2 separate regions of the Mus musculus genome follow, and region 1 is linked to region 2. Evidence: chromatin loops called from intact Hi-C (ENCODE). Cell type or tissue: heart. All regions are shown on one strand. Each heading gives the region's core, and the rest is flanking DNA. Links, peaks and the distances in the headings are about the cores only. Region 1 holds the start of Calcb (calcitonin-related polypeptide, beta). Region 2 has its middle 18 kb from the start of Cyp2r1.

Region 1 (2,900 bases), core at 1-2,500, 140 kb before region 2:
TGTCTTGTCATGGTGTTTCAGGCCTGGAGTCCATACCAGAGATGGCAGGAACGTTGTTCAGATCCTGTTGCTCAGATCCTGCACCTACATGCCCAGAACCCTATTTAGATCCCATGCCACTTAGATCTGGGACTGTCCAGACTGCAGGCAGGGAAGACATGTCAAGCAGCACTAAACACCAGGGGCTAATCTTACGGCAGTCAGCAGGTTAAACTAGGCAGGGGGACTAGAAGTTGGGGCAGGAGATGGTAGAGGTAGAGTTCTCACAAATTCCATTGGGAAGGCTCAGAGTTGCAGTAAGCCAGGACAGTGTGGAGAAGGGCAAAGAAAATTGGTGACTCTTTCTGGCATTCCATGTGTTGTTTGTCTTTCATGCTGCCAGGGATTGGGGTGGGGGGGGGGGGACGGTGGATCAGGGTGTAGGTCAACATATTGCTTTTCTTTGGAACCAGGCCAGAGTTGGTCTCTTTCAGGGCTAGGAGCACATGGGCCCTGTAACAATGTAACATGGGACCCTGTAACAATGTGTACACATCTATGAATGCCCCGACCTACCTCAGACTCTGTGCTACCTGTCCCAGACCCCTTCTACCCCAACAACTTTTCCTTGTAAGTGTGGAATGAAGGCTCCTTGACAGTTGAAAGAGCAGCAAATGTTGGAAGCTGTTAAAGCTTCCTGAAATTCTAGTCCATCCTCTGGCACCACACTTACCAGTCCTACCTCAGCAGGTTCAGCGATGTTGATGTTTCCCCATCAGTGCAATCCAAATCCCTTCTACATCTCCTCATTTCTTTTCCCAAGAGTTTTCAGGAGAAACAACATTGTAATGTGTCTAACAACTATGAGCCCCTCTGGTGGTACTGGAAGCTCTGTGGGAGGCTAGGACTCACGTTTAGTTCCTTGGACTGCTGGCCACTGTCTCTCGACCTCTCTGGAATAAGTCCTCCTACATGTGGGGGTCAGATGGGGAGGAGACTTACCGGGAGCCCTTAGTCTCTTGCTCCTCCTGTTCCAGCTTCCTGGCCTTCATCTGCTCATAGTCCTGCATCAGTGCAGCAAGCAAGAGATGTTTTTCCTGGTCGCCGAGGGTGCCCAGGTCTAGGCTGCTCTCCAAAGCGGACCTGTGGAGGTAGCAAAGCCAGTGCAGGTTCTGATTCCCTGCCTATCTCCTCCCCAAATAAGAAACCAAGCTTCCTAGCCCTTGCTTCTTCCCTAGGGGCGTAGCGGTCTGGTCATTAGGCCAGTTCCCACATGAGGGCGCTGAATTACCAATAACCAAGTAGGGCTACAGAGCCGCAGAGTTGACACACCCCAGGGGCAGCCGGAGGAGAGCCAGACTGCACTTCTGATTCAGGTTAATTTACCTGAAAGGGGCAGCCTGGAGGCTGCTGGCCAGGCACAGGACCCATATGCTGCTGAGAGCCAGAAAAGGAAAGAACTTCCAAAAGTCCATGATGTCTCTGTAAGAAGAGAAGAATGGTCCAATTGCTCAGGACTATAGACCCAGGTTCTATTTCTCCTACCACACTGCAGCTCTCAAAACGTGCAGTAGATGCAGTGTGGTGAGTGGCTTGATAGAGCAGAAACGAGTGGGGGAGAGTAGATGTGGTTTGCAGTTTCTGCTCGGTTTAAGAACAAGGAGGAGCTACCGGCACTCATTTGCCCCCAGCTTGCAGGAGAACACACGTGCCGCGCCCCTTTGGCTCTCATCTGTGAAGAAACCAAAAACCACCCAGAGATCCCTGCGCCTTGCTGTCCCGCTGCTAAGGATTTCTAACAGGTTGAAATTATTATAATCACCCTTTCTGAGAGGTTGCCCTGGGGAAGAAAGTTAACTTGGAACTAATCCCCCTCTCTCCATCTGCAGAGTTGGGAGATTTTTTTTTTTAAACTACCTCAGAACCGCAGATGAGGACTCCTCCTCCCCACAGCGAAGCGAGACCCACCTGCTTGCTGATAACCCCAGGAGGCTAAAGGCTGGAAACATCTGAGAGAAAAGATCAGTGCTCCCCAATCCCGAATCCAAGGAACTCTTTAACCTAAAACTGGTTAGGATGCGGCAAGACCACCTTCCCTCAAGGAGGGGGCACAGACGCGCCTAGATAGGGTCGCCCAGCTTCCAGTGCTGCTGAGTAGTCGTAGGGGTCCCACTTACTTTAGTTAAAAGAAAATGTCAAGACTGTACTTTCTGACAATGGCTGCAGGAAGGCGGAAATGTATGTGGAATGATAAGGAACCAGGACAGCAAAGGGATCCAAGTAGAGTGGGGTGTGGTGGCTTGCGCCTGTAATCCGCATCCTTAGGATGCTGAGAAAGGAGAACCTTAGCGTTTGAGACGAACCAACTTGAGCTATATAGTGGGTGCCAGGCCAACTTAGACTACAGTGTGAAATACTGCATTAAAAAGAGCAACCAAAAGGAAACAAACTAAAGGAGAGAGAGCTGTAGGCGTTGAGAAGTTAAGTTTCTCACCTGCTAGCCCGTGTTGGAACAGCGAGAGTGAAGTGTCCACTGCAGAAGAGCACACACACACGGCTGTAGGCGTCTTGTCCCCAGAGCCGTGGTCTCTTATTCTCGATCTTGAGGGTGTGGGGGGTCCGCAGTAGCTCTTCCACCAATCAGAGCTCTGACCGAGCTTCCATAACGTCATAGCTGGAGCTACTTACACTTCTGCAGGAGGGAGGCAGCAGTCCACTCCCTGTCTTTGAGGTCATTGCTGAGGAACCGGGTAGGAGTGGGAGTGGGGGTGGGGTAAGGATACAGAGAGGGTGAATTCGTCCAGAATGTGAGCAAACCTGAGTTTGACATCACGACCTCTTTAATACCTGAACTCCAGCCTACAACCTTTTGCTGCCCACTCCAATGGGGACCTGAACCTCGTAGCTGGACTCCCACGCAG
Region 2 (2,911 bases), core at 292-2,791:
AAAGATAATGCACATTGTCGAGGAAGTTAGCACATCCTTCTCAGTAGCCAACCAAGAAAAAACAAAAACAACAAGAGCCTTGGACCACACCATTAGGCAATGTGCCTTACTGAGAGGTTACAGAATATGTACCTATTCAAGTAGACCTAACACATTTACCAAAAGAGGCACATACCATAAAGCGACTCTCAATTTCAAAGAATTAGAAGTGAGAGTATTTCTTTCATCATTACAAAAGATAATTTAGAAATCAACAAAAGTAGAAAATACACAAATAAACTACAAACTTAATAGTGCAGTTCTAAGTAACTCATGTGTCTAGGAGACAACCACCATGAGAATAGAGAATGTTCTGAAAGAAGAATGGAAACATGACCTGTTGGGCTCTGTGGAACAACTAAAGATAACAATGGGGGAAAAAAAATCACTGCATATTTCAAATGAAGGCTCAAGAGTTACTTCAACTTCCATCTTAAAAAAAAAAAAACTAGAAAAAATAGATCATAAATTAAACCAAACACAAAGGAAAGAAACAATAAAGATAAAAATAGAAAATAATGAAGTAGCAGAAAAAAAAATCAGCGAAGCCCAAAGTGGCTTCTTAGATTAATCAACATAAAATAGGGCACACTACCAGAGACCACACAGATGTGAAATGGTACGAAGAGCACAGTATCAATAACTTGGCCAACCTTGACAAAACAGACATTTACTGAAAAACAGACAAGTTGCTAAAATTTACACCTCAGGAAATGGAAACTATGAGTAATCGCTTGTCTGACAAAGATGTGTATGTGTAGCTTGGCTCCGGCTACAAAGCAAACTTCAAGAAAGGAATATACTCTACCAAAAACCTAGAGAAGCATCGATGAACCTCCCAGCTAATCCCACCAAAACTTGTGAAGACATTACCAGGACAAGAAAACTAGAAGCAAAATTCTCCCACAAATAGAAATGTAATCCTAGACAAACAGCAAGAGCAATAGGAAGCCAATCACAGAACTAGACAGCCTGGCCCTGAAGCCCACCTCGGCCACTCCTGCTCCCACAGCGTGGGGGAGGGGACTGCTCGGCCTGTGCTTTCTCACCTGTACATGGTGTTTGTGCTTGAAATACAGATTGGTCTTTCCATCCAAAAGTCAATTTAATTTACCACTTAAACAGAATAAAAGAGATGCCCCATGCAGTTGTCTCTGTATATGTAGAAAGGGGTTTGACAAAACCCAAGACTCTTCTGGATAACATTTAAAACATTATTATTTTGAAAAAGAATATTTAAAAATGTCATTGCTATCACCATTTAATGTAATAACAGTGAATTCTTTGCCTCTGGGTTCTCAGACAGCAAATGCATATACCATCACCAGCTCTTTTTCAACATTGTGCTGAATACCAGCAAATATCCCTAAGGCATTTCTGCATCAATTAAGCCTTAGCGACTTCACTTCTTTCCCTTGAACTTAATTATTCAGGAATGAGAAATATTTCCATGAGTTCACATCAGTTTCCTCCTCAGGGATTAATCACACTAGCAAGCACTTGTTATCTAGATAGCTTTCTGTCGCCATCTGGTGGCAAAAAACAACCAGCCTAAGGTTTAATCCTTTAACTCAGAGATTGAAGAGAAAAGCAATCAAATTGATTGAAAGGTAAAGAAAGAGAGAACGCAGAGCAAGTCCAGGACCCTCCGTCAAGTCAGGCCATGCACTTCCCTCAGCCCTTGCTCCATCTCTGCAGATCACCATGAGCAACAGGAGTATGTTAGGAAACTCTGGACCCAGATGACCCAGGCCCCAATGCCCAGCTCTACTGTTTACTAGGTTTGGGCTTTTAAAGTGATCTAAACTTGCTTGCCTCAGCTTCATTGTCCATAAAATGGAATAATACTATCGTCTACCTTGCTAGAATGTGAGGGTCCAAACTGCCAGTATGCAGCACTAAACATACTGAAAAACCAGTCAAGTGCTGTTGGATTTTTTTTTTTGTCTTTATGAGAGAGGGTTGCAGAACACAGTACTTTGAAAGTCATATTAGCAATTACTATAAAATTAGGTATGTTAGCCTGATCATGACAACACTAATTCCAGTCCTTGTGAATGAATGTATACCCTGAACTAAGGCTACACAGAATGTAATTTGTCTATACAACTGAATAGTACTCATCCATTAAAAATAATAAGATACTAAGACATATGTTATAATTAGGATGAAACATTAAAACATAATGCTATATGAAAGAAACCAAACATAACTGGCTGCCACTGCATAGTTCCTTTAGCACTATCCCTTTCAGTAGATGGTGTTTAAAGCCCTCCTCTTATGTGGGCCTGACTTATGACTTGCTTCCAAAGGATAAAATATGGAGAAAACCAATGTGACAGTGCAGAGAGCTTTCAGGAACGAAGCTGAGACCACATGTGACGAGCCCTGTTGATGTTATGAGAAGGGTTCTTCACTTCTCTGGTGCTCCTTCCCAAACCCCCATGCTAATCTAAATGTGAGGGGAACATTAAGCTAATCCAAATTGGGGAAATTCTACAAAATGCCGTGCCAGAACTCCTCTAAATCCTTAATTTCACTAAAAAGAGGACAGGGAGCATTAAAAAATATGAAAAACTGCTATAGAACAATGGAAACAGGATGGCAAACTGCAGTGAAGCAGCATGCTGGATTAGATCTTGGGACATAAAAATGAAAACTGGAGAAGAAACTCGGAAACTTCGAATGGCTCTTAGAATGTTGTTAGTAGTTAGCATCCGATATTACTCACTTGATTCAGACCAATGAAAAATAGTTATAGAAGATGGCAAAGTAGGCGACAAGTACTCAGGAACTCTCGATCTCCAAACTTTGTTGTAAATCTAGGTTTATTCCAAAATTAAAAGTTTTTTTTTTTTTAAAGAAAAGAACA

Evidence for each region. Peaks named below come from ENCODE experiments on the same cell type or tissue, not always from the same donor. Only the 100,000 strongest peaks of a DNase experiment are listed, where the experiment ranks them.
Region 1: it touches region 2 in a loop (7-fold over the local background); 12 of 42 quality-filtered maps call a loop at or near these places.

Annotation. Positions count from the first base shown.
Region 1 is chr7:114,718,296-114,721,195 of GRCm38, reverse strand. It overlaps Calcb (calcitonin-related polypeptide, beta), which reads right to left and starts at 2,553. Exons shown (of 5, transcript NM_054084.2): 1 at 2,474-2,553; 2 at 1,366-1,461; 3 at 982-1,122. The coding sequence starts at 1,454. In heart, for the core only: a CTCF peak has its summit at 1,248 (motif pointing right); no DNase peak of the experiment used is centred there; H3K4me3 peaks cover 1,403 bases; H3K27me3 peaks cover 2,441 bases.
Region 2 is chr7:114,579,250-114,582,160 of GRCm38, reverse strand. No RefSeq gene overlaps it. Among named protein-coding and RNA genes, the nearest start is that of Cyp2r1, 18 kb to the right of the region's middle. In heart, for the core only: a CTCF peak has its summit at 1,575 (motif pointing left); no DNase peak of the experiment used is centred there.